Regions from separate parts of the Mus musculus genome. Here region 2 is linked to region 1. A link is a loop called in an ENCODE intact Hi-C map of the cell type or tissue named here. Cell type or tissue: gastrocnemius. All regions are shown on one strand. Each heading gives the region's core, and the rest is flanking DNA. Links, peaks and the distances in the headings are about the cores only. Region 1 holds the start of 1700012B09Rik (RIKEN cDNA 1700012B09 gene). Region 2 overlaps Cwc15 (CWC15 spliceosome-associated protein).

The links. Peaks named below come from ENCODE experiments on the same cell type or tissue, not always from the same donor. Only the 100,000 strongest peaks of a DNase experiment are listed, where the experiment ranks them.
Region 2: it touches region 1 in a loop (5-fold over the local background); 11 of 42 quality-filtered maps call a loop at or near these places.

What each region holds. Positions count from the first base shown.
Region 1 is chr9:14,767,138-14,779,931 of GRCm38, forward strand. It overlaps 1700012B09Rik (RIKEN cDNA 1700012B09 gene), which reads right to left and starts at 3,893. Exons shown (of 4, transcript NM_029306.3): 1 at 3,702-3,893. The coding sequence starts at 3,831. It overlaps Ankrd49 (ankyrin repeat domain 49), which reads right to left. Exons shown (of 3, transcript NM_019683.4): 3 at 12,483-12,794. In gastrocnemius, for the core only: a CTCF peak has its summit at 6,871 (motif pointing right); a DNase peak (open chromatin) is centred at 3,872.
Region 2 is chr9:14,503,920-14,516,713 of GRCm38, forward strand. It overlaps Cwc15 (CWC15 spliceosome-associated protein), which reads left to right. Exons shown (of 7, transcript NM_023153.3): 5 at 914-1,021; 6 at 3,932-4,050; 7 at 6,281-6,701. The coding sequence ends at 6,410. Among named protein-coding and RNA genes, the nearest start is that of Cwc15, 9.7 kb to the left of the region's middle. In gastrocnemius, for the core only: a CTCF peak has its summit at 9,338 (motif pointing right); DNase peaks (open chromatin) are centred at 6,139 and 9,353.

The DNA.
Region 1 (12,794 bases), core at 2,000-9,999:
TTCAACTCCCAGAAACTACATAGTGGCTCACAACCATCTCTAATGAGATCTGACACCCTCTTCTGGTGTGTCTGAAGATAGCAATGGTGTAGTCATATACATTAAATAAATACATAAATACATAAATAAATTTAAAAAATGGTATGTCATTCCTTAGAACCAAAAGTCTGCTTGCCCATAGGCTCTATCTTGGGATTATCTCTCTCATCACAACTTCTGATTTGGAGGAGTCATCCTTTCCTGTAATTCCTGAGTGTGTGAGGTAAGCTTCGGGATTCTCTGTAAGTATGGTGAAGAAATATATGAAACATTCTCGTTGCCTTTGTGAAGTTTTGCTTATCAACAGGAGCGTTCAGGGCTTGTGCTTTTCTTTGTTTTGTGGCAAGGTCTTCCTGTGTCTCCCAGGCAGCTGGAGAACCTGTTGAGATTACATTGTGGGCATCATTGTGCCCAGCAATGAATTCTGGTTAAAGACCTACTCTGTTCCTGACGTTTGGCTTAGGGATGAGGACAAAGTAAAGGGTAAGACAGACCTGTACCTGGATCTTGCAGTCCAGATGTAGAATGCAGTGTGTGTGTGTGTGTGTGTGTGTGTGTGTGTGTGTGTGATGCATATCCTCCAGTGAGCCTGAGGAGAGGAGAGAACACTCAGGTTCAGTCCTCCTCCATCTTCCACTCCTTTAAGACAGGGTCCCTTCTCTCTTTGTTGTCTGCCATTGCATATTGCCAGGCTGCATGTTCTGAAAGCTTCTTTCAGGAACTCTCATGCACTAGCCTCCCATCTCACCACTGGTGCATGGAACTACAGGTGGATGCTACTGTGTCTAGCTGGGTTTGAGCTCAGCTTCTCATGCTTGCAACAACAAGTGCTTTAGGCCAGTCTCGCCAGCCTCACCTCAGCATCTTTAGAGTTCACTTTTAAAGATTCCACCTGTTGACTCATCAATTAAGAACGCTTGCTACTCCTTCAGAGTACTGGCATTCCGTTTCTAGCACCTACAGGGTGGCTTGCAGCAGCCCGGAACTCCAGCTCTAGGAAATCCAAAGCCTCTTCTGGCCTCTGTGGCCACCCACATACAAGCGCACGTGAACACACTCGCGCACACACACACACTCGAAGACTTAGGACCTTTCCCCGGCCTGTGAGGATGGCCCCGTCTCTCCCTGTTGCTCCAGCCCAGGGCTAATGTTTGTGCTCAGTACCTTGTTGCATTCTTTCTATTCTTCCCAGAGATCAGAACCGTAAGAGGGCAGAAGAAGCTGTGTGCTTCCTGGCCTGGGCCAAATCTTCAGATTCACCTCCCTATACGCTTCTCCATGCTCAGTCTTCCACCCTGGTCCTCCCTCCCCTCTAATCTCACCTTTGCATGACCAGTCTCTCTCTGAGCTTCTGCCTAAGTAACTGCCACTCGAATTATAAGCGCCAGCTTTATTGAGTATCAGTTCCCTGGGGAAGCATCTCTACAACGGTCTTTTTTGCCTTGTAACCTTTCTTTCCTCTTTTGTTTCATTTATTGTCTCTTCATTTGCATATCCGCATCCAATTATTGTGTAACTGAGGATTTAGTGTCTGTCTTTTTAAAACCACCATCAATTCATAAAGGCAGAAGTCTTTCTGTCTCAGTGATTGGATGCTGAATGGAGAGTGGTATAAGAGGTGGAAAGCAGATGTATGCTTGGATACCACACTGCTACAGCTGGGTATGTCTGTCAGCACTAGAGAACAAGGGGCTCCTGTCACAATTCAACCCCAGAAGAACGCAAGGAAATTTGTTACATATTTGAGATTTGATGTTACTCTCACTAAGACATGGCAGACATCTCCTCTTATTCCAGGTTAGCCAACAGGTAGCATGAGTGTACTTGTCCCGACTACAAACTGGCCCAAACAGGATAAGAGCCTCGGACGTGACTCCGGTCCACTTCAGATGGTAAGGACTCAGATATGTCCCCAGACTCAGAAAAGTTACAACCAGGCACTTTAAGGTTCTCGTTTTTGTTTCCTAGGTTGGTCATGTGAGCAGGAGCCAGCACTGCTTGAAACTAACGGCTTTAGGCTTTCTCTGGAGAATCGCAGAAATAACACGGATCACAGAGAAGAGCTGCCTGCTCAAAGCGCAGGTCTCTTGACAGACTGCAGGTTGGCAACAGGAGAATTCACAGGAAACTGCTGAAGGAGATTTGTGAGAATGACAAAAAGCTGGAGAGGGGAAAGTCCTCCCTTAGGAAAGAGCTAGGGAAGGAGGGAGGGGGACTGGAGACAGAGGAAAGAGGAAAAGAAATGCACATACTGTGCCCTTGCTCATGCACATTTAAGTGTTGGTCAGCAGGCAGTTGTGCGCAGGACAAAGCCCAGAACTGCTGAGAACTGAGCCGCTCTGGGGGTTTGTTTTACAACAAGGGTTGCCAGGCTTCTTGACTTCTAACAGCAATTGGTGCTGATTTTTTATAATGCACCTGACCATTTTGCCTGTGTTTATTTCACAGTTGCCTGTGGGCTAATATAATTATTTATGTCTTATAATAAGAAAAGCCTGGTGTGGTGGCAGATTGATCCCTGGAGTCCCAGGCCAGACAGCCAGTCATCCAGCCATTCTAGCCTATCCTGCACGAAAACTTCAAGATCAGTAGTACATATTTTCTCAGTGAAACTTAAACCTGAGAAAAGAGAGCTGGAGTTGTCCTCTGGCCTTCATACATGCGCACACCATACACACACATACACACACGAGAGAGAGAGAGAGAGAGAGAGAGAGAGAGAGAGAGAGAGAGAGAGAGAGAGAGAGAGAGAGAGAGAGAAGAGGGCGCAAGCAGCGGGAGCCGCCAGATGCTCCTGTTAGTCCCCAGAGAGGCAATCAAGGAGGCTCTGAGCAGCCCTGGAAGCTGTTTGCACTCCTCCTTGGCCCTGTGTTTTCATCCATCTCCCTCACCAGCTGCTAAAGGATCAGGTACAGGACGCTACAAACCTGTTAGAAATATAGTTACAACTGCCTCAAGACAGTCTTTACTGATTTGAATATTGTTTGCATATTCCATGGGCAGAGGACATAAGAAAGATTGCATGTGAAATTCTAACCCAGGTAGTGATTTGGGGGTTTGGACTGCTGGAGGTGATTGTTGAAGGGTTTTAAGTATTTTGCCAGCCCTGGCTGACTTCATCTCCTTCCCCCTGCTCTGCGCCTTGGTTTTATGATCTGGGAAATGAAGGATGCCTTGTGAGGGGTGAGTGGTTCTTACCCTGCATCTCAGACAAGTAGGAGGGAGTGAACCCAGGTCCTGGAGGTCCTAGACAAGTGGTATACCACCAAGCTCTATCCCCAACACCATTAGATACATACCTCTGGGGTAATGTATTCATGGTTCCTTTAAAAAGCAATGCTGTTATCGACCAACTCAACTCAGTTGAGGATGATATCCAGCCCTTGGGCTCAGGAATTCTTGGTGAAGGGAAGATAGTCTCCTACATAGACGTTGGCCCGAGGAGATCCTGAGGGCCTAAGCTGTTCCCCATCCCTCCATGTCTGTCCCTGCTGTCACAGTAGCTTTCTGCTACTATTCTTACCTGCAAACAGCAGCTCTCCAGTTCTCCCCCAGAAACCTTAAGTACTCCAGCTAGCTCCACTTTGGGGTCTCCCCCCCTCCCCCGCCTTGTTGTCACTGGTCCCACCACTGCCAAGGTTTGAAGGTGAAGCTGAACTCACATTGTTGGCGAGACTCTTGGGGGCCACCAGGCTCAGCACGGGTGCGGCACCCCAGCCCTGCCGGCCTAGGCTGCTCCCCTTCGCGGCCCGCCTCTGAGGCTGTCCCTGCCAGCGCCTCCTGCCGCCTCATGCCACCGGGGTCTCCACGGCCTCTCAACTCCGCCACCGGCTGCTCTGGAACGCAAGGCGTCTGAGGTTGTCATAGTGACCGCAGATGCTCCGGGCCTCCAGGGCTCTGCCAATTTCCCACAGGCCCTGGGTGCAGGCAACAGCCTACCTGCTAGCAGGAGCCTTAATTCCTTAGCTACAGACCCCACGGAAAGGCCCCAGCTTTCTCAAGAGAGATGCTTCAGTTGTATAGCTGAGAGTCACAAAGGTTTGGAAAAGAGCCCGAGGCCACACAACTGTCACATGCGTGATTCAGCAAAGACTCCGAAGCCTCAAAGATTTGGTCACCACGTCCGGGTGAGTGTTAGGGTGGGCCACAGGAACAGGACCAGAAATTCCCCACTAGTCACTCATTCCATACAGTGCTTTACCAGTCACATCTAGACTTGGACATGATTCTCAACCAATTCATGTTGAAAATTCACAAGTTTGGGCTGTAAGTTACTAAATAGCTGTAGTTAGTTTACAAGGATTTTCGTACCCATAGTCTATGACAGCTCACAAAATCACCGATTTTTCAGGTGACAAACCCACAGAATTGGAAATGTGAGTCTGAAAATCGAGATTTTGTTCAAAGCAGTGGTTACCTCCGTCTCTCTTTTTTGCAGTCATTAAAAAAGTGGCACTGAGATTTTACAAAAATTAAATGTGCATTATCTTATAAAGTTAAATAATTCTACAGGGTTTTTAAAAAAAAAAAAAACAATTAAACAAATTCAGGAGACACCCTCCACAATATGTCTACTGTACCCTAGTGCCAACCACTTTCATTTTTGATTGATAATTTCCTGTAAAATGTGCAATCATTTAACCACATAAGTGGAGTAGAATCGTCTAGAAACTGACCTAACTATATGAGCACCAGATATAATAGAGGGAAGAAACTATTAAGCAGTGGAATTAGATGAAGTGGTTGCTCATCTGGAAAAAACTTGAACCTTGACTTCTAGTGAACAGTAAACTCAAACAGCAGCGTCTTAGGGTTTCCATTGCTATGAGGCACCATGACCAAGGTAAGTCATGTAAAGGCAAACACTTCATTGAGGCTGGCTTCCAGACTCAGAGAGTCCATTATCATCGTAATAGGAAGCATGGCAGCATTTAGGCATGGTGCTGGAGAAGGAGCTGAAAGTTCTACATCTTGATCCAAAGGCAGTCAGGAGAAGACTATCTTCCAGGCATCTAGGAGGAGGGCCTCTTCTGCAATGGGAGGAGCCTGAGCATGGGAGGAACCCTCTAAAGCCCACACAGTGACACACAGTGACACACAGTGACACACAGTGACACACTTCCTCCAACAAAGCCACTCTTAACATTACCACTCCCCAGAGGCCAAGCAAGTTCAAACCACCACAAGCAGATTAAGATGGATCATGGCCATAAAGGTGAAGCACCAAGACTTCTAGGCGATAACTATTGAACATGGCATGACCCTGAAGTTAGGAACAATTTCTTATACAAACAACAAAAGGCATTAACCATAAGAAAATGATAAGTTAGAGAACATAAAAATTAAGAGAGTCTCTTGATTGAAGTCAGCTATTAAGAGTGTGAGGAATCAAGTCACAGACTGGAAGAAAATTTTCTCAAAACACATTGGCCAACAAATAATGAGGACCCAGATTACATAAAGAACTCCTACAGATCAGTGTAAAGAGGGCATACAACTCAGCAAGAGATTGGAGAAAAATAGACAGATGGATACATGACAAAAAAGGAGATCCAAACAGCTGACAAGCACATGAGACATTGTCCCAAACTGTTACTCAACAGACCATGGAATGCAGTCTTCAAGGAGCTGTTACTTTCCACGTGTTAGAGTGGTTGCTTGCTAAACCAACAAACAGCAAACAGTCCAGCATCAGTCACAGGGGTTGGAAGGCGCATAGCAACTGGGTTCTCCTTCCCTACTGTTGAGCATCACCTAAGCTGGCCATAGAGGGTTAGGTAGGAGGGTTGTTTCTGTCCAGCTGGGGCAACATAGTAAGAGCTTGTCAGGAACAAAAGTGTAAATGTTAACCAGTTTGAAGAGCTAGTGATTTTTTGTTTGTTTTTGCTTTTACTAGAGAATGTAAGTACTTTGCAGTCCTCATATGAGACACACACGAACTGTGGAATAGATGCACCCAAAAGGTGCCCCAGAGTGGTCCCAGCGGCACCTTTCACCAGAGCCCCAAAGGCTCACAGAAAAATTAGAACTAAGATATAACTATCCATTATTGTGTTCTTAGAATACCATAATGAGAAGCAGCAAACTCCTTCTTTATGTAGAAATGTGAGAGATCCACAGATGTGATGTTGTACATAGTAAATTATTCCGTGGTGTAGCAGAAATTAATGATGAAGTCAGAGTAATGGACAGCTTTAGGAAAGAATAGTGGCTAGCTTTATAGCTGAGGGTGTGCTAGTGGCTAGCGTTGTGGAAATACCAATACCGAGGGTGTGCAAAGCAGGCTTTGGGGATTCCAACTGTATTTTGCACCTTGATTTGCAGGCAGCTACACAGTTTTGTTCATTTTGTATATAGTTCATCAAGGTTTCTAAGTTTGTGTCTGTATGTTATATCTCTACAAGGTAAAGATTAAGCATATTGTAGTTAACCTGAAAACTTAATAATAAAACAGTGTGGTATATTTGATCAAATAATAAAGAATTACACAGTTCTTGTTTCCTCTTTTCTCCAACAGCAAAAACTTGGAACTTATTTACTTTTTGGTTGTAGTCACTGCATTACTTTAGGTACTTTATTTTCTTCTTTCTTCTATGGCTTTGCCTTTTAAAGTTTTCAATCACCATATGTGTATGCCACTTCAAATTCTTTTGTGTATAAATTATTGGCAAAATCTATAAGATATTATTTTAGCTATTTCTATTTTTTTTATTCTGGAAAAACAAACAAACAAACAAAAAGAACAAGCAAAAGACAAAAACCAAACCAGGGTAGTAGATTTTTCCTCTTTGTGATTAAATGAAACTGACCAAAATGTACACCAGGTGGAGACAAAAACCAAAGATCTGTTCTGCCCTTGACGGACATAGAACATCACCACCACCAAGGGCCGCCTTTGCCCATTGCCAGGGAGTTAACATTGTAAGCTTAATTCTTCACATTTAGGACAGGTTTCAAGAACTCTTACCCATTGGTTTAGGTTTTGAATAACAAGTAAGTAACAGGGTGCTCTGTGCTATATTGCTTCAGAGAAGTGGATTCTGTACTCACTCCAGCATCTCCTCTCAATTCCTACAGCCCTAAATTATTTTCAAAGCCAACCAATCATTCTTGTAAGTAGCCATCATTTCAAATTTATTGAATGTTTCCAGTTGGATTAAATTAAGGGGTAATTGGCTTTATTTCCTTGTCTGTAAGTTATTGGAGAAGCTGCTCCTTATAAGGGCTTGCTTGGGATTTTAAAATTCCAATGACTTTTAACATGCAATTATTGATAACTTGCAATATCTCAAAGGATCCCCAAGAAAATGTACTTCCTAGAATTTGGGTAAGAGGTCATTATGTGTTCCTATGTGCTATAAAAAAAATAAGAGGATAAAATTAGTTATTCCTGGATATCTACCTTCAAAAATTATCTTCACTGAAACTGAGTGTAGTGGTCCAGACCTGTAATTCCAAAACTCTGTAGGCTGAAGCAGGAGACCATGAAGTCAAGCCAACCTGGGCTATCAGGTGAGTCTGTTCTGCAAAACCACTAAAAGAAATCAATGTAGTTGCAATATATTTTCTGTGCAAAGAACAATATTCTGCTCAAAGGACTGTGGCAGCAAAAAAATTTTTGAGAGTCACGCCTGCCTAAATACCACCCATAGTCAACAGGTAGAAAGTTCCAACCAACCACAAGATGACTTGTCTAGCCATTCTGCAATCCGGCCATTGTCCATGTCACTAAACAAATCTGGGATTTGTCTTTCTGTCTATAAATGGGTTTTCTCCCCAGAGGAACAATCATTTCAAGAAAAATAAGTCAAGTAGTTATCAGTATCTGGATGTGTTTCAAATTTAATCTGTTGACTGCTACCATCGCCTAGTAACCCACTGCCCCACTCCTCTACTTCACATCTAGTCTTGAAACAAGGTAGTGTAAGTTACCAGCCATTTTTCAGAGACTTTTGCCTATTTGTATTTTTATGCTCCAAAGTGAGATTTGCTTCTTATTGTGTAATTGTACCGTAGTGGCTATTCCTGGTTGTCAACTTGACTATATTTGGAATGAACTACAATCCAGAATTGGAAGGCTCACCAGTGACCCTAATCTGGAGGCTGGGATATAGAAGTTTCTGACCTGGATCTTGGTATGAAGATCTTGAGGCATAGTGGCTATGGATTCCAGAAGATTAAGACAGGGAGATCACTGAGTTCAAGGTCATCTGGGATTAAAGATGTGGTGGTACACACCTTTAATCTGGGCTACACCTTCTGCTGGAGTCCATATAAAGACATTGGAAGAGGGGAATCTCACTCTCACTCCTTCCCCTGCTTGCTGTGTGGGACTGAGTAACTGCTAGATCCTTGGACTTCCATTCACAGCTACTACTGAACCATTGTTGGGAATTGGACTGCAGACTGCAAGTCATCAATAAATTCCTTTACTATATAGACACTATCTATAAGTTCTGGGACTCTAGAGAACCCTGACTAATACATGTACTTATATGAGGTTGTTGAAACAAGTAAGCTCATTGGTGTGGAGTAGAAATGTGTTTTCCAGGGTAGGACACAGAAGGAAATGAGGAGGAGGTGTTCATTGGCCACAGTGTCTTAGTTATGAAAGTGTCTAAGTTCTACATGTCTGCGGGGCGTCACTGTGTCTGTGGGTTCACTGTTCTCTGTACTTATCATTTTAAGAGGGAAGACTTACAATAAATGTTCTTCCCACGACGACAACAAAAGGGAAATTTTTTATGTAGGAGAAAATAGCATGGAATTTTATATGGGAGAAGAGATCAAAATAACACAATTGTGGCCTACCTAAAATGCATATATCACACATGGCTATGTGGAATACTGCCAAACACATTTGAGTGTAAATCACCACATTTAAGATGGTGTGTCTTTTGAAGTGCTGGGCTGAGAGACATAGCTCAGGCATTAAGAATACATACTGATCTTGCAGAGGACCAGCACCCACATCAGTCAGCAGGTCACAACTGCCCTTAACTCCAGGGGATCTGATGCATTCTTCTGGCTTCTTCTGGCCTCTTTGGGCACTTAAACTCTCATGCACATAACTTCACACACGCATACAATTAAAAAATAAAAACAAATATCAAAATATATACACTAAACATGTAAAAACAGTTTCTCCCAACATTTCTGTCCTTAATCTACCATAAGATAATATGAAAGAAAACAGGCTTTGTCTTGTGTATTGGCAGACTAACAAGCAATACAGTTATTGTTGGCTAATACCACCCCCCTTTTTTTGAAAAGGCAAATCTGTGTGAAATCCATTGCAACTTTACTCAGTAATGCAATACAATTTACGTTTCTATTGGTGCAAATGACTGAAAATCAGAATGTGGCTGTGATCTCCTGTGAATCATAGAAATTAGAATTTTCTAAAACTAAAATCATTTGACTCGGGCTGGTGAGATGGCTCAGTGGGTAAGAGCACCCGACTGCTCTTCCGAAGGTCCGAAGTTCAAATCCCAGCAACCACATGGTGGCTCACAACCACCCGTAATGAGATCTGATGCCCTCTTCTGGAGTGTCTGAAGACAGCTACAGTGTACTTACGTATAACAAATAAATAAATCTAAAAAAAAAAAAAAAATCATTTGACTCAAGGGATGAACTTGCTAAAGACCAAACTTAGGAGTGGGGAATGGTTTCTTCCAAATGATTCCTAGTAGGGAATGGTTTCTTCCAAATGATTCCTAGGATTGAGCAGGTCTAACCCTGTGTTCTAGCTCAGTATTTGAATGTTTAAATAAATCTATCAATTAAATATAAGAAGTCTAAAGTAGAATTGATGATTAATAATTTTTAAGTATATGATGGTTGTCCTGATTTCATTTCTGTTGCCATGACAAAATGTCTTGACAAAAAGAATGGTCTCATTTTTTTTTAAATTTTAATTTATGTGTGTGTGCATGTGACCTCATTCATGCGGGTGAGTTTGGGTATCTTTCCCAGTCATGCTCTACCTTATATTTTGAGGCAGAGCCTCTTACTTAGCCTGAAAATAGCCTGTTCTACTAGACTGAGTGCAGTGAGCACTCCATTACTAATTGGGATTACTGTTGTATATTCCCATGTGGCTAGTGTAAATCAGGATGTGTTACAAAATCTTAAAAAATTAATGTCACTCACTTTGTTGTGGCTATTAGGAAAAAAAAACTCTTAAAACTACTTAATGTGGTTAATGCTGTTTCTACGTAAATAGAATTGACTTAGATGTTCTACTTAGGTTCTCAGAAGTAAAATTTTGAGGGTTTTAAGGAAAAATTTCAGGAGTTAAAACCATCAGTTGTCTACACTGAATCCTTTCTGTGTTTAGGACAACACAGATCTCAAGTTAATGTAGAGAAAATGCTGTCTTATACATGCATCAGGAATCTTACAGGGTTATGCTATCCCCTAACTAGAGAAAGGCAGCATGGAGGAGTGGAGGGCTCATAGGATCATAGTGCAGAAGAGCCAGCTCCATTGTTCCTAGGGCCACTTCAGGCAGGTGAGGGGACTTGTAATCTACCTGTTAGACTGTCTATAAACCAGCTGTGTGTGTGTGTGTGTGCGTGTGTGTGTGTGTGTAAATGAGTCAATCTGAGACTTGATTTTGGTAAGAGGCCTAAACCACAGACAGCCTCTGAGCTTTTTTTCCTTCTTTCTTTCAGCAGCGAGATGCCATCAAATAGAACTAATGCTCTCAGGTTTCTAGAAGAGACTCCACAAATCACATCAGTGTGATAGGTTGTAGGCCAGAAAGTTCTCTGGAGAAATGTCAGACTTTATAAAGGCAATGCCAACTAGTGGGCCTATAAATTCTTTCCATTAAAACAGTAACACATTACTTCTACCTCAAGCATATAAACCATATAAATCAAGATAATGATTTTTAATTACTGAAGATGTTAAAAATTATTCTTCGTAATAATTCCTCATGATTGAAGAAAACTTTGCTCATAGACTGAGCTACTTGGCCTGTGTAAGCTGGAAAGTACAGTTATGTAACACAAGTCAAAGTGAGGGCCTTATGTGGACATGCATCTCATAAATGTTAAAAGAAAAATTAAGGAAGCAAACAAGGCAGAATAGACATCTGGGAAATGGACTCCTATATGCTTATTGTTCTCTGAAGAGTAGTCAGGTCAGCTCCCTATTAGGAAAAAGGAAAGTGTAGAGGTAGGATCAGGTCTTCATCCTTGGCTAGATGGCCAGTTTGGGTTACTCGGAACCCTATACTTTGTTACCTCCTTTCAACCTAGCTAGGCTGGCCTCAGACCATCCGGCCACTGAGACGGAGCCACCTGCTGTGCTGCTTCTCATCCCTCTCCTTTGTTGTGCCACTACCTGCCTGAGGCCGAACCTGCCCGAGGCCGAACCGGTTCTCCGAGATTTTCCGGAGTTAGCAAGGAACTGTGATCGAACTGTGATCTTCGCTAGTTCCTACTAAAAGGTTGATCTGACTACTTCAAAGGAACTTTGGGTGACTGGGAATGGGCCTCCCCTCTTCTTTATAAAGCGTGTTCCCGGACATTAAAGTTGAACCTTGATCAGACTATTTGTTTTGGTTCCATTCTTTCTCTCGTCGCCTAGATTCCCTCTTTTCTTCCAGATTCCAAGATGCCTTCCAGGCTCGAACCCGGACATGTGAGCCACTGGCCGGCCTCAACAATACTTAAAAGCCAAAATCAGACATTTTAAATACAGAGGCTTCATTGGTCTGATACTCACACGGAAAGACTGTTAAGGCTGGTAACAAAGGCAGGGACATAGTCATTTCCAAATAGGAATAGAGCCAAAGGCTCCTTGACTCTCAGGTAACTTAACTATGCAGCCTTAACAGTCTCCTGAGATGTGTCCAGACTCTGTCACTTCTATCAACTATTCCTATCATTTGTATTACTTTCTTGGACAGACTTAAAAGACTGCTGTCTTCCATTTCCTGCCAAAGCCCTTGTACTAGAGCTACTTAGGAAGACAGGCACGTTCAAGCCCCAGATCTGTTCAGTTATTGTAATTTCTGAGATTGCCATGAAATCCAATTCATTAGCTTTCAAGAGACAATCCAATATTGTTCTGATAAAAATCATATATATGACATTTACACACATTTAACAAAATCTGATATATGTGGGTGTGTCTTGCCTGCAGGTTTGCCATCACAATGCTTATGGAGACCTGAACAGGGCTTGAATCCTCTGGAGCTGTAGTTACAGATGGTTGGGAGTTTCCCTTTGGGTGCTGGAAAATGAGTATGAGTCCTCTAGAAGAGCAGTCATTGCTGCTTATCTCTTTAGCTCCATATTCATTTGATTAAACAACTATTATCTAATCTAAAGTAGATGAGTTACATGGGCTGGCCCAAAACCAAAATGACTTAGTCATTTAAAAAATGATAGACAATTAAAAATATTGACAAGAACAACTGTTTTTGTGTGTTACTTTTTTTTTTTCTTGCTGTGAACAAACACTTTAAACAAACGCCTTTAGGAAAAACGTATCATATGGCTTAAGAGACAGTCATCATGGTGGGGAAGGAACAGCATATGTGAGGTAGCTGGTTCACTACCTAGTGAGGAAACAGAGACAAACACTGGTTCTTGGCTTGTTTTCTCTTTATTTAATCTGGGACTTGAGCCCAGGTGATGGTGCCAACCACATCTGGATATGCATCCTTTCTTCAGTTAAACTTTTTGAGAAACTCCCTTCCAGACATATTAAAGGTGTATTTACTAGGTAATTCAAAG
Region 2 (12,794 bases), core at 2,218-10,217, 260 kb before region 1:
GGGCTATGTGGAAGCAGTTTGTGAAAGCGGCTATGCCCACCCCTGACAGCATTATCAGTGGTGCGGGAGGTTAAGCTGCCTTGCTTTAACCACACGGAACACTGTCAGGATGAGTGCCCTCTGAACAGCACCATTGAGCATTGTACTTGATACTGCCCTTTATTTCCCTTTGATTTGATGCTCTGTTAGACACCTAGTGCTCATAGGCCCCTTAGTGATTAGAGAGGTAAGTAGTCTAAGCGGATAGAGCATAAACAGTCACTGGGACACAACTGCCTTTTCAGTTGTATGTAGCTCAGGCTGGTCTACTAATCACAGCCTTCCTGCCTCGTACCTCAACCTTCTGAGTAGTCGACTACACCTGACTTCCGACTGCAACTGAGCAGGCATGAGTGACCTTCCTTGAGTAGCATCTAATTGCGTATATGTGTCAACAGTTAGAACTGACTGATAGTTATTAAAATGAGAAGTCTTACAGTAAGTGAAATTCAGTTGTTCATTCCAAATATTTCTGTTGGAATCTTAGCACCCCTTTTTGCAGTTGCTCTTGCTAACTTAGTCATTTTGAGCTACATGAAACTACGTTAGCTCTTCAGGGTGAGACAGTGAACATAGTACCGTGTTTTATTGTGAAGTGTACTTGTTTTCCATTGGTACCATGTGAAAATCCTTTTTGACCATGTAAATACGAAAGGTACTTTATCAGGGGTTGACATTTTCGTAAGCATTCATAATTTGTTGTTGGGCTTTATTTATTATATTTCTAATGGTTATTGGTTTTAATTATGATATTTGAGTACTTTTCCCTTTAGGAAAATTTTTTTTCAAAGACGTCGTAAGTACAGTTTCTATGAGAAAGGTGAATAATGTATATTTTCTTTCTGATATCTCGGGTCACCTTGACTTGTCCCAGGAGGAAGATGAAGATTTTGAAGAGGAGAGCGATGACGATGATACTGCAGCTCTTCTCGCAGAGCTAGAAAAGATCAAGAAGGAAAGAGCTGAAGAGCAGGCCAGGAAGGTAGTGTTGGCGTTCATACCACACCATCAAGTTCTGTCATGTCTAAATGTTGGAACACCTGGGGATCTGTCTTCTTATAATGGCATTCTCGGTCCCCTAATTACGTAGGAAATTTCTTTCAGATAGTTCAGATAGAACTATCATGCTCAGCTTGTTTAAAAGCAAATGAATAAATGTTTGATTTTCTAATTAAATGCCAGAATTAAAGATAGTCTACAGCAGTGGTTCTCAGCCTGCCTAAGGCTACAATCCTTTAATATAGTTCCTCATGTTATGGTGACCCCAACCTTAAAATTAATTAGTTGGTACTTCATAACTGAAATTTCACTAGTTATGAATCATAATGCACATGTCTGTGTTTTCCAGTCATCATAGGCAACTCCTATGAAAGGGTTATTTGACCCCTAAGGAGTCATGATCCATGATTGAGAACCGCTGGTCTACGTGGTTTATAGAGATTCTCTTCTTGTCTCCTGCCTTCTTTGAGACATTTGTGTCTCAGAACAAATTAGTGAGATCTGTATAGTCCAGGGCAAGTCACCTAACTTGTTTGCATATCCACAGTCTCTTCACCTACACAATGAGGAAAAAATAACATTGAACTCAAAGAAAGCTCAGGCAGGTTTTGTAGTTTGAGGCCAGCCTGAGCTACAGAGTGAGACTGCCTCAAGAATGTAGAGGGCATAGAGTATCAGGTTTATAGAGAAGTGCTGAGGACGTGAGGGCTTTGTTCTAAAAGATTCATGGAGTTCCTTCCTGTGTGCAGGATTGATTTCTTTTGGCAAAAGTAGAGAGGTTGGAAAAAGTTTGGACTGTTTCAATAATCCTCATATGCAATGAAATGAACTATAATTTGCATGGTAAGCGCTAGAGAGATGGCTCAGTCATTAAGAGCACTGGCTGCTCTTGCAGAGGACCCAGGTTCAATTCCCGGCACCTACATGGTGGCTCACAGCCATGTGTAACTCCAGTTCTCTGGGACCTAACGCTTCTTTCTGGTCTCCTCAGTCACCAAGAGTGTGTGTGATGTATAGACCTACCTGCAGTCAAAATACCACATAAAATAAACGTTTAAAAAACATTGGAAATGAGAACGGTAAGCAGAGGTTGGTAAAGCTGTACTAGGTCTGCTCTACTGCCACTCCAGAGCAGTAGTGGACACAGTGCCTATATCAATAGGATGCCATATTCGCAAAAGTCTACTTCGCAAGTGTGGGGCTGGGAGTGTGAGTTTGGCCCACAGGCTATCTGACATTAGCCTCCAAGCCTGGTAACCGAGTGGGGAAGGGTTGGCTTTTCTTCCCAGTGCTGTGTCTTAAGTGTGAGTAAGCCTGCTCCTGGTTTTGTGGCATCTTTGGAGAAGGTCTGTTTTTTACATTATATTTATTTTGCTGGATTCCGGGATAGATGCATGCATATATGGAGATCAGAGGACAAGTTTGAAGACTCAGTTTTCCTTCCATGGTTTGGCAACTGAATTCAGGCTATGTGGCTTACTGACAAGCACCGCTGTGTGCTGAGCCACCTCACTGCTTCCTTCCCTACCCCCCTATCGGTTTTCAGAAAGCTGTCTGATCCTAATTGTAATACAAAGTTCCTGACTTTAAGATCTCTGCAGTAGCCTAAAAGGTTTTCCCCAAGAGTGACATACTTTTCACCTACCAGTTGTTTGTGCTGGTAAAAGTGAGATCCATTGTTCACATTTGCATATTAAAATGAAGTATCAGGAACCTATATGGAAAATAAGATTCATTTTAAAGTGACTTCTAGAGAGACTCTTCATCTATTATGTCATCGATTTCTGTCATCCCCAAAGCACAGCAAAGTGTGATTGATGTTTGATTTAAGTTATGTTAACAGATAACTACAAAAATTACAGGTAAGAATTTTAGAAATTTTGTGTTTCTAATTCTTAAAATGAAATGGAGTGATTTGAGTTTGAAGAAATTTATGTTACAATAGTAGTGAAGAAAGTGATCTAGAAATGGTGACTCACACCTCTGATCCTGACACTCATTGGCTAAGGCAGGAAAATCACAAGTTGAAGGCCAAACCAAACTAGCATTGAAAATTTGTGTCTTTAAAACAAATGGAGAATGGGCAAGATGGCCTAGCAGGGAACCTACATGATGAGAGAATGGATTTCTGCAGGTTGTCCCCTGACCTCCGTTGTACTGTGGTACCCATATGCATGCATGCACACACGCTAAATATATACAGAAATACTTTTTAAAAATATAGACAGTATTGTAACAGTGAAGAAAGTATATAAGAAAGGTATAGATCGCTAACAATAAAGCATAAGAACAAACGATATTTTATATAAATTAATTGAAGTACATATTATTAGAATGTGACCATCTTTTACATGACAGTTTGTCTTGTCTTAGGAATTACTCCCTAGTTAATAACTAATTCATCCTAGAGATGGAAACTTAACATGGTTTGTAACTCAAAATTGAATTATGTTGTCTGTAGCCCCTTAAAAAGTGAGACAACAACCTTGCTAGCATCTCAGCTTCTCACAGTTTAGAGAGGCCAATGACTATTGGCAAGGATGGGATAAAAATGGCAACGTGCTTAAGTTTTATTAGTAAGATTTTCCTGGCATTTACTAAGAATCAAAAAGAGGAGTGGGTCAGTGGTAAAGTGCTTTGTAGCAGGCCTTGCACCACCCCATCCCTATCACTGCAAATGGGGGCCTGCACACCTACCATGCACTCAGAAGGTCAAGGTCATCCTCTGCTACCTAGCGAGTCCCGTGCCAGCTTGGGTTGCTGGAGACCCTGTCATTAAACAGAAAAAAAGGAAAAGTATCTTTTCTCCCTGTACCAGATGAGTTCATTGTGGGCTAATATTGGTCAGCTGACCTGGAGAGAGTAACTTTGTGTCTTCCTCTGTCATTGACAGGAACAAGAACAAAAAGCAGAGGAAGAGAGAATTCGCATGGAAAACATTCTGAGTGGAAACCCTCTCCTAAACCTCACTGGCCCGTCCCAGCCTCAGGCCAACTTCAAGGTTAAAAGAAGGTACGAAAAGTCATGGGTTGGTGTACGTGTGTGACCATGGTTAGTGTTCCGTGTGTTCTATAAAGTTTCTAGGATCCCACTTTCTGTTGATAACCTTCCCAATCAGATTTTAGAATACGGAAGATGAAAAGAGGTGGGAGACTTCATTTTAATGCATACTTATAATAGCCAAGTCTCTGCTTAGTGATTGTCTAAATAAGAGAGCCAGAGTGACTGTAGCTACCAAGCTTTACGTGAGATGTTAGTGTTGGGGTCCCCAAGACCACCCCTCACAATTCAATTCTAGAAGGACTTAGGGGACTTGGTATGGTGGTATTCATGTTTGATATTATAAGATACACACAGATCATACAGTTGTAAGTCTTCATGGATATACATCCAAGTCACAAGGTGGAGAGATATAGGCTTCCTTAAAATCCTGTTCCTTGTAAGAGGTCACCAAACAGTGAAACTAAAGTTGAGACTCAGGAGTCTCAAGGGAGTGGTCCTGTAGGAACCTGTGCACTATAGGCACAGTGATGGTGAGAGAAGGTGCGGGTTTCCAGTGCTAACTAACCAAAGCTACGCTTAGAGTCGGGGCCCAAGAGGGAACTCTCATGTACAGTGTGCAGAGGGGGACAATAAAGAGCTGAAGAGGGACACCGATGTCGGATGAGGATGCCTCACAGGAGCAGGGGTAGTGTGTGTGAGGGTGTGAGGAGCTCCACTGCCTCATCTCTGCATACACGGCAATGAAGAAGCACTGCCCTGCCACTCTCCTGCTCACTCACTCAGTACCTACCCTTCATGAACAAAGCTCCGTCTTCAGCCTCTTTTCTCATCCCAGAACCATTGGCTTCTTTACTCAATCACAGGAAAAGTACAGCCCTTGTAGTGACCTATGCAGCTAAACTTTAACCCACATTCTTGAAGACAATAGTACAGTCAAGGAGATGGTTGCTGACAACTAGCAATTTATCATAGCTCAGTCTCTATTCATTTGACCTGAGCAGTTGCGAGGCAGGAATGAGGATGAGTATGGCTTATGCTGAATGTGAAAGAGGAAGCAGGTTTGAGGCATTGTAGGTTTGGAGTGTTCTGTACATCTCTTAAGTAAATCTAGCCTGTGTGTCTCTGCAGTTTGTCTAAGCTAGAAATTAAATAATGCATCTGGGAGTTGCCAGCGTGGGCAGAGAGAAGTCAAAAGATTGTATCAGCACTAGAGAAGTGCCCAGTATAAGTGCATAGTAAATGCATAATACATAGTATTTGAATTTAAAATCTTATGCTAAGACTTAGCAGCCAGAGAAGAGGACAGCCAAGAGAGTCACAGAGTATTGGGAGAGGAGAGAGATGATGGTCTAGGGATGGTGATGTAAGTGCAGAAAGGGAGGACTGTATCTTAGCATTGCAGAGGGGCAGGGCAGTTTGGGTGTTGGGAGCAAGCGAGGAAGTGAAGAGAAGCTATCAATTACATGTTGCATATGAGACAAAACATTTGTATCCCTGTCACACTGAGCAGGTCAGCTTTTAGTGTGTGTACTGCATCAAGACAAATTTACTGACATAGTTTCCATAAGTGTGCATAGCTTTGCTCATTTCCCTTGTGCAGTTTCTCCTGGTGGTCATGCACCAGCACATGCAAGCATGTTACATGGGCTGTGTTTAATGCATGTTTTTGAGTGTCTTTATTATATGTAAGGGCTTATGTTTATGTAGAAGGTCATAGCTCTGGTCTACGTATTTCCCGTAACACCTGCTGATGAGTGTGTTTAATGTTTTCTGAAATATAACTGAGCTCTACTCTGAACACTTCAGCAGCCATGGGTCTATAAATCTTTCTTGTTACATTCCTGTAGTTCGTCCTTGCATTATGAAGTGTGCCATGGTAGATATAACTGATGAGAATGTATGAAACTGTACAAAGCACAGTAAACAGGTCACTTACTGTCTGAAGGTGTCTGGATCAGGACAAGTGGCCCTGCCTCTGTGTTTTAAATCTGAAAATACCACACTTTTACCTAAGCACAATCTATGTGTGTCTTCTTTGTAACTGACTTGCTCCTAGTGGAGAAGTGGTGTCTGCTCTGAGTGGGGATGCCCTCCTGCTGTGACAGCCCCACACAGTAGGCATGCTGCTGCTTTTGCTGTCTGGTGACAGCATGTTGAGCATCTGTGATGGTTTATAGTCTGTTGTGTTCTTGTCTCCTGATGAACTATAACAGATTTGTTGTTTGTTTTTCCTCTTTAGATGGGATGATGATGTCGTTTTTAAGAACTGTGCAAAAGGTATAGATGACCAGAAGAAAGACAAACGATTTGTAAATGATACACTGCGATCTGAATTTCACAAGAAGTTCATGGAGAAATATATTAAGTAATATAGTTTTATGTGCTTAATTAAAAACTAAACTGTTAAGGATCAATTTGACTTTTTTTTTTGGTTTCTGTTCTTTCCCAGTGTTAACTTTCTCAGTCTCTTTCCCTTAGTGTAGTACTTTATTAGATAATGGGTTTAGAAATGGATCTAACCAGGCCTTAGTTTCTTTTTAATATGGGAAACGGGGAATCTGCTTGTAATAAATATTTTTAACCTAAATAAACCACTGTCCCCAACTTTTTGCTACAATTTATACAGCTTATAAAAAGTTGCATAATTTCTTTTCAAAATGAAAACTACTTTTGTGTGCTGTGGGTTTTTTTTAAAGATTTTATTTATTTATTTTATGTATATGGGTACACTGTAGCTATACAAATGGTTGTGAGCCTTCATGTGGTTGTTGGGAATTGAATTTAGGACCTCTGCTCACTCTGGCCCAAAGATTTATTTATTATTGTAGATAAGTACACTGTTGCTGCCTTCAGACACACCAGAAGAGGGCATGAGATTTCATTACGGGTGGTAGTGAGACACCATATGGTTGTTGGGAATTGAATTTAGGACCTCTGCTCACTCTGGCCCAAAGATTTATTTATTATTGTAGATAAGTACACTGTTGCTGCCTTCAGACACACCAGAAGAGGGAATGAGATTTCATTACGGGTCGTAGTGAGCCACCATATGGTTGCTGGGATTTGAACTCAAAACCTTCGGAAGAGCAGTCAGTGCTCTTACCCGCTGAGCCATCTTGCCAGCCTGTGTGCTGTGTTTTTAATGCATTAAGTTTTTTTCTTTATCTCACATTGGTTTGAGGTCTATTGGTAGATGACATCACTGTTTTGTAAGTATGGTGGAGGCTAAGAGAGATTCCACTTGAGAAACCATGTCACCATTAGTAGTCACCTGGGGTGGCTCAGGAGATGTCTGCCATTTCACTTCTGAGGACAGTGTTCTCTTTTTTGCCTATGATATGCATCCCAGAAGAGTGTGTGCTTGAAGTTAGGTGTATGTCTTCACACTGATCCTGTTTGACGTGCACAGCTGCATGGAGTTCACATCAAACACATAACAGCTCTTTGAATGGCTTATTACTGTGAAAAGTATTTCTGAGAGCTATAGCTATACTCTACTAAAAGGCATAATTTCTGAGAAGTGTGACTTTAAGTGTGCTACTGTAATAGAAAATTTACGACCACAAATTGAGCCTTTCACAAATGGAATGCCATTTTTGTTCTTTGTTTTTGTTTGTTTGTTTGTTTGTTTGTTTGTTTGTTTGTTTGTTTTTCGAGTCAGGGTTTCTCTGTATAGCCCTGGCTGCTCTGGAACTCACTTTGTAGACCAGGCTGGCCTTGAACTCAGAAATCCGCCTGCCTCTGCCTCCCGAGTGCTGGGATTAAAGGCGTGCGCCACCACGCCCGGCATGGAATGCCATTTTTAAAGTTGTGTTTTGCTGTGTAGTCTACTCAGGTTCACCTCAAATCTGCAGTTTTCCTTTCTCAGCCTCTTTTTGGTTTTTTCGAGACAGGGTTTCTCTGTGTAGCCCTGGCTGTCCTGGAACTCACTCTGTAGACCAGGCTAGCCTCGAACACAGAAATCCGCCTGCCTCTGTCTCCCAAATGCTGGGATTAAAGGTGTGCGCTACCACACCTGGCTCTTTCTTAGCCTATTAAATGCTGGGATTATGGCTATCAGGACTGGCTCAAGCTTCAAAAACAATTAGCATATCTTATTTCTGATTATTTAGTTATTTTTTTTTTAAACCGCTATTAGTTTGAGGGCTGGAGTTACTATTGATTAACTTCACTCACTAGTTAATGAGGTTTGTTGTTGTTGCAGAGAACATTGAATTCCTGTAACTGAGCGTTGGGGAATTTAATGTCCTATCCTGACCTTCATGTACTATACCCAGACACAGATAGAAAAAGAAATCTTTAAGAAAAAATGGGAATTGTTCCAGCATTTGCCCAGTGTAGAGTTGATGCATTTGTATGTTGCCTGAATTGAGAGTAAAGCTAGGAGAGGAACTAGGTCTGCGTCCTGCATCCTGCATCCTGCATCCTGCATCCTGCATGCATGCTCTTAATACTTTTTGTAAAGATCGCCATTTCCTGATTTGTAGTATAGTTGTGCTTGACTCTAACCCCGTTCATAAACCTCTGCCACTCTAAAACCAGTTCACATTCAAGCTCTTTAGGAATTTCTTACTTCATTTTTGCAAACTATACTGTTCTCTCCTGGCCTGGTTTCAGAGCCCGGCAAGAAGGGAGAAGAGGAGAATGTCTGCCAGATTTCCTTTCCAGAATAATTTCCCAATCCTGTAATCCAAGTGGCTTCCTTTTTTGACAAAGGGGGTGGGGGAATGGTGGATAGGGAAAGGTAAGCTAACCAGAAGCAGCTGCCTCAGTGTACACGCGTGTCACGTCAGCATATGTCATAGCCGGAAGCAGAGGAAGGATCTTAGTGCCTTTAGGACTCCTTGAAAATCTCCTGGTCCTGTGCTTCTTCCAAAAAGTAGTTACATAAGAACTGGGCCTCAAACGTGCCTGGAAGTTCTCCTGGCTGTCTTAGGATGAAGCAAGCCAACAAAGTAGTACTCCAGGAAACTTCACAACAGCAGTCAGGAGACCGAAAACCTACTCACATCTCCCTCTCTCCGTAGCCCTGCTGGCTGGATATCCCCTGCCATTGTGAGACTGCTTGTCCATGGATCTGGTGGCCAAATCCAGCAGACAAAGATCCAGTTTGTAGCTCCCTCTGAGCAGTGCTGCCGTGTTTTATTCTCTCCTTGGTTATATGTTCTGCTCCTCCTCACTTTACTTGTAGGATTCAGTCTCCTCTATGGTGCTCTGAACCCTGCCTGCCCTTTGTATAGTCTGTAATCCATTTATTTTGTATATGGATCTTTGGCCTGTGTGTATGTCTGCCAGAAGAGGGCACCAGATCCCCTGGAACTGGAGCGTCCATATGGATGCTAGGAATTAAGTCCAGGGCCTGGAAGAACAGCAAGTGCTCTTAGTCACCTCTCCACCTCTGTGTATTCTAACTAATTTTCATGTTTATTATTTTTATTTTGAGGTACTGGGAATTGGACCTAGAGAGAGAGTAAGTGGTCTAACCATGAGCTACAATACACCCTGGTTCTTCATCTTCTCTTGCCTCATGGTCTCTCACGTTTCTCTTACATACCCTCCAGAACTGAGTAAATCACTTTCTTCCAATTTCTGATGCACCTGTCCCACTGTTTAGTGCTCATCTGGCTTATGTTATGTCGTAAGAAACAGTGAAGTCCTTAAAGCCAGAGAAACTGTAAGGACCCAAGAATTGCTGAAAGAAGACACTAGACTTGAATAGAGTGTTTATTTTGCAGAAACAGCATGCAGGGGCCAGCCATCCAAGCAAAATGTTGACCATGAAGGAAACTCACAGGCCCCTTTTAAAACCAGTTGGAGGGGGTCTCCAGTTGCAGTTGGGTCACTTTCCTCAGGACTGATTGAGTTTATGGTATGGGATACTTCTATACTTCTGGTTGGTTCATATCTTGACGGGGAGAGGGTTACCTTAAAGGGGATTTTTCCATATCTGTTATAAGCTCCTGGGCAGATGTCGAGGCAGCTGCTGATTGGCCGCCCCTTTTCTGCAGTTTTTCCAAGAAGCCCTGGCTGTCCTGGGAAATTGAAGCTTAAGGCTGCCTATGTTAAGATGGAGTGAGTTAGGTACTCTCATCCTCCCCTTGAGTAAGGGTGCATTTCCAATTCTTGCCTGGTGTCTAAGGGCTGGTATTGGAACTTTAGGAACATGAGCTGAACGGTGGAAACTCGTTCCTTTCCTTAGCAAATCTTATTAGGGCATGAATAATGCAGGGCCCGCATGCCAGGGCAAGTATTAGATCAAGGGTTCGGCTAAAGTTGAAACAAGTGTTAGGAGCCATAGAGACCAGTTGAAGGACTCATACCAGCTCTGGGATTGTTGTCTTCCTTTCTGTCTTGTAACCTTTTATGCACCAAAGACATTGATTCTCTTATGACCTCTGAATGGTTGGCATAGAAACTGCATGGTTCTCCCAATGCCGGGCACAGGAGGCTCAGTCCTCACCGATTTTGTAGAGCTGCCGCAGCCAAGAAGGTTAAAGAGGCTTCTGGATAGGATATAGACGTTTCTAATTCAGACAAATCAGCATTTATGGTAGAACTTGAGGCTTTATCATCTTGGTCTTGAAGGATGAGAGCTGAAGTATCCACTCCTGCTGGGCCAACCATGCCAAGTCCTAAGATCGCATCGAGGGCAGCTCATTTTATACCAGTGGCTGTGAGTAGGGTGACTCGGTGCTCATCTCCTTGTCTGAGTAACAGGATCCTAGGACTAGTGGGACAAGTACACAGAACCCATTAGTGCAGTTGAAGGTCTGTTTGTGAATGCAAGGGGTCAATCTGGTAGAGCAGGCTCACCAGGTATTACTGGGAGGTATGAGATAAGTTTCTTCTCTGGGGACCTCCTGGGTGATATTACATACGTGCATATGGGTATGGGGGAATTTCAATCCTTTTGTGACACAAAGTCCATTTTCCTTGACTAGTTCTAAGGTTAGTATCCCATTACCTGGGTACTACCATCCACTGTTTTTGCTGTCAGTGGAGGTGGTATAGTTTCCAGGGATGGCTATGCCCTCATACTAGGGACATTATGCATCTAAGCAAGGCCAACAATCAGTATAAGTTCTGGCCTAGAGCCATTCAGTACCTAAGAAGTGGCCCAAAGCAGGCCCCAAGGCTAAAATTGGGGTTGTAGCCCCTGAGTTGTAGGGACTATGGACTGATTTGGAGTTCCTCCAGGTCCCATGCTGGATCCTTAGTAGACCTTACCTCTTAAGGTGGTACCTCAAGGCGGAGTAGAGCTGGATTTGGGCCTATTGGTGTTTCTTTCTTGAATTGGACCCATTGAGTGAAGGGTTGGATTGTGAGTAACACTCCTGGGTCGTAGCCAGTTACATATAACCTTAGTCCCTAGGTCTTACCAGTGGCCCATCCAGTAAATTTAATTATCAGATTTTTACATCTACCACCTGGGGGCAGGAGACATCCCACAGGGTCCACCAAATTGGTGTGTCCCCATAATGGTCCCCTATCCAATCCTATCGAGGCAGATCCATGTCTTTGGACTATGATAAAGTCTGTTTTTACTAGGAGAGTCTAGCCACTAGTTTCTGTGGATTTGAATCCCCATGATGCACAAAAATAAGGATCTGGGCCTCCACATTTTGCTGAGAAATTCTGACTACAAATCTTCCACTTGGGACCATTGCTGGAGGAGGTAATTTCTCGCTGTCCTGACTGTAAGGCAGTGAACCCCTTAGCTGAGGGACAGGGTAATCAAGGAGCCAGGCTACTGGGACAGAGGCCAGGTACCAACTGGGAAATAGACTACACAGAAAGCAAATTAGGTCTGTATGCATACAAATATCTCCTAGTTCTTGTAGATACCTTTTCAGCCTGAGGGGAGGCACTCCCCACCAAGAAAGAAACTGCCAACAGGGTGGCTAAGAAGTTATTGGAAGAAATCATTCCCAGGTATGGGCTACCCACACTGCTGGGCTCTGACAATGGACTGGCCTTCATCTCTCAGGTAACACAGTCACGTGTTACCATTATGGAGATGGAAGGGAAGCTTCAGTGTGCAAATTATCCCCCCGGAGCTCAGGACAGGTAGAGAGAATGAACCAGGCCTTAAAGAAGGTGTACTGGCTAGTTTTGTGTCAACTTGACACAGCTGGGGTTATCACAGAGAAAGGAGCTTCAGTTGAGGAAATGCCTCCATGGGATCCAACTGTAAGGCATTTTCTCAATTAGTGATCAAGGGGGAAAGGCCCCTTGTGGGTGGGACCATCTATGGGCTGGTAGTCTTGTTTCTATAAGAGAGCAGGCTGAGCAAGCCAGGGAAGCAAGCCAGTAAAGAACATCCCTCCATGGCCTCTGCATCAGCTCCTGCTTCCTGACCTGCTTGAGTTCCAGTCCTGAGTTCCTTGGTGATGAACAGCAATGTGGAAATGTAAGCTGAATAAACCCTTTCCTCCCCAACTTGCTTCTTGGTCATGATGTTTGTGCAGGAATAGAAACCCTGACTAAGACAGAAGGCCTTAACGAAAGTAACCCTGGAAACTGGTGCTGAGTGAGTGACCCTACTTCCTTATGCACTATACAAAGCAAGAAATACCCTCTAGCCGGGCGCGGTGGCGCACGCCTTTAATCCCAGCACTCGGGAGGCAGAGGCAGGCAGATTTCTGAGTTCGAGGCCAGCCTGGTCTACAAAGTGAGTTCCAGGACAGCCAGAGCTATACAGAGAAACCCTGCCTCAAAAAAAAAAAAAAAAAAAAAAGAAATACCCTCTACAC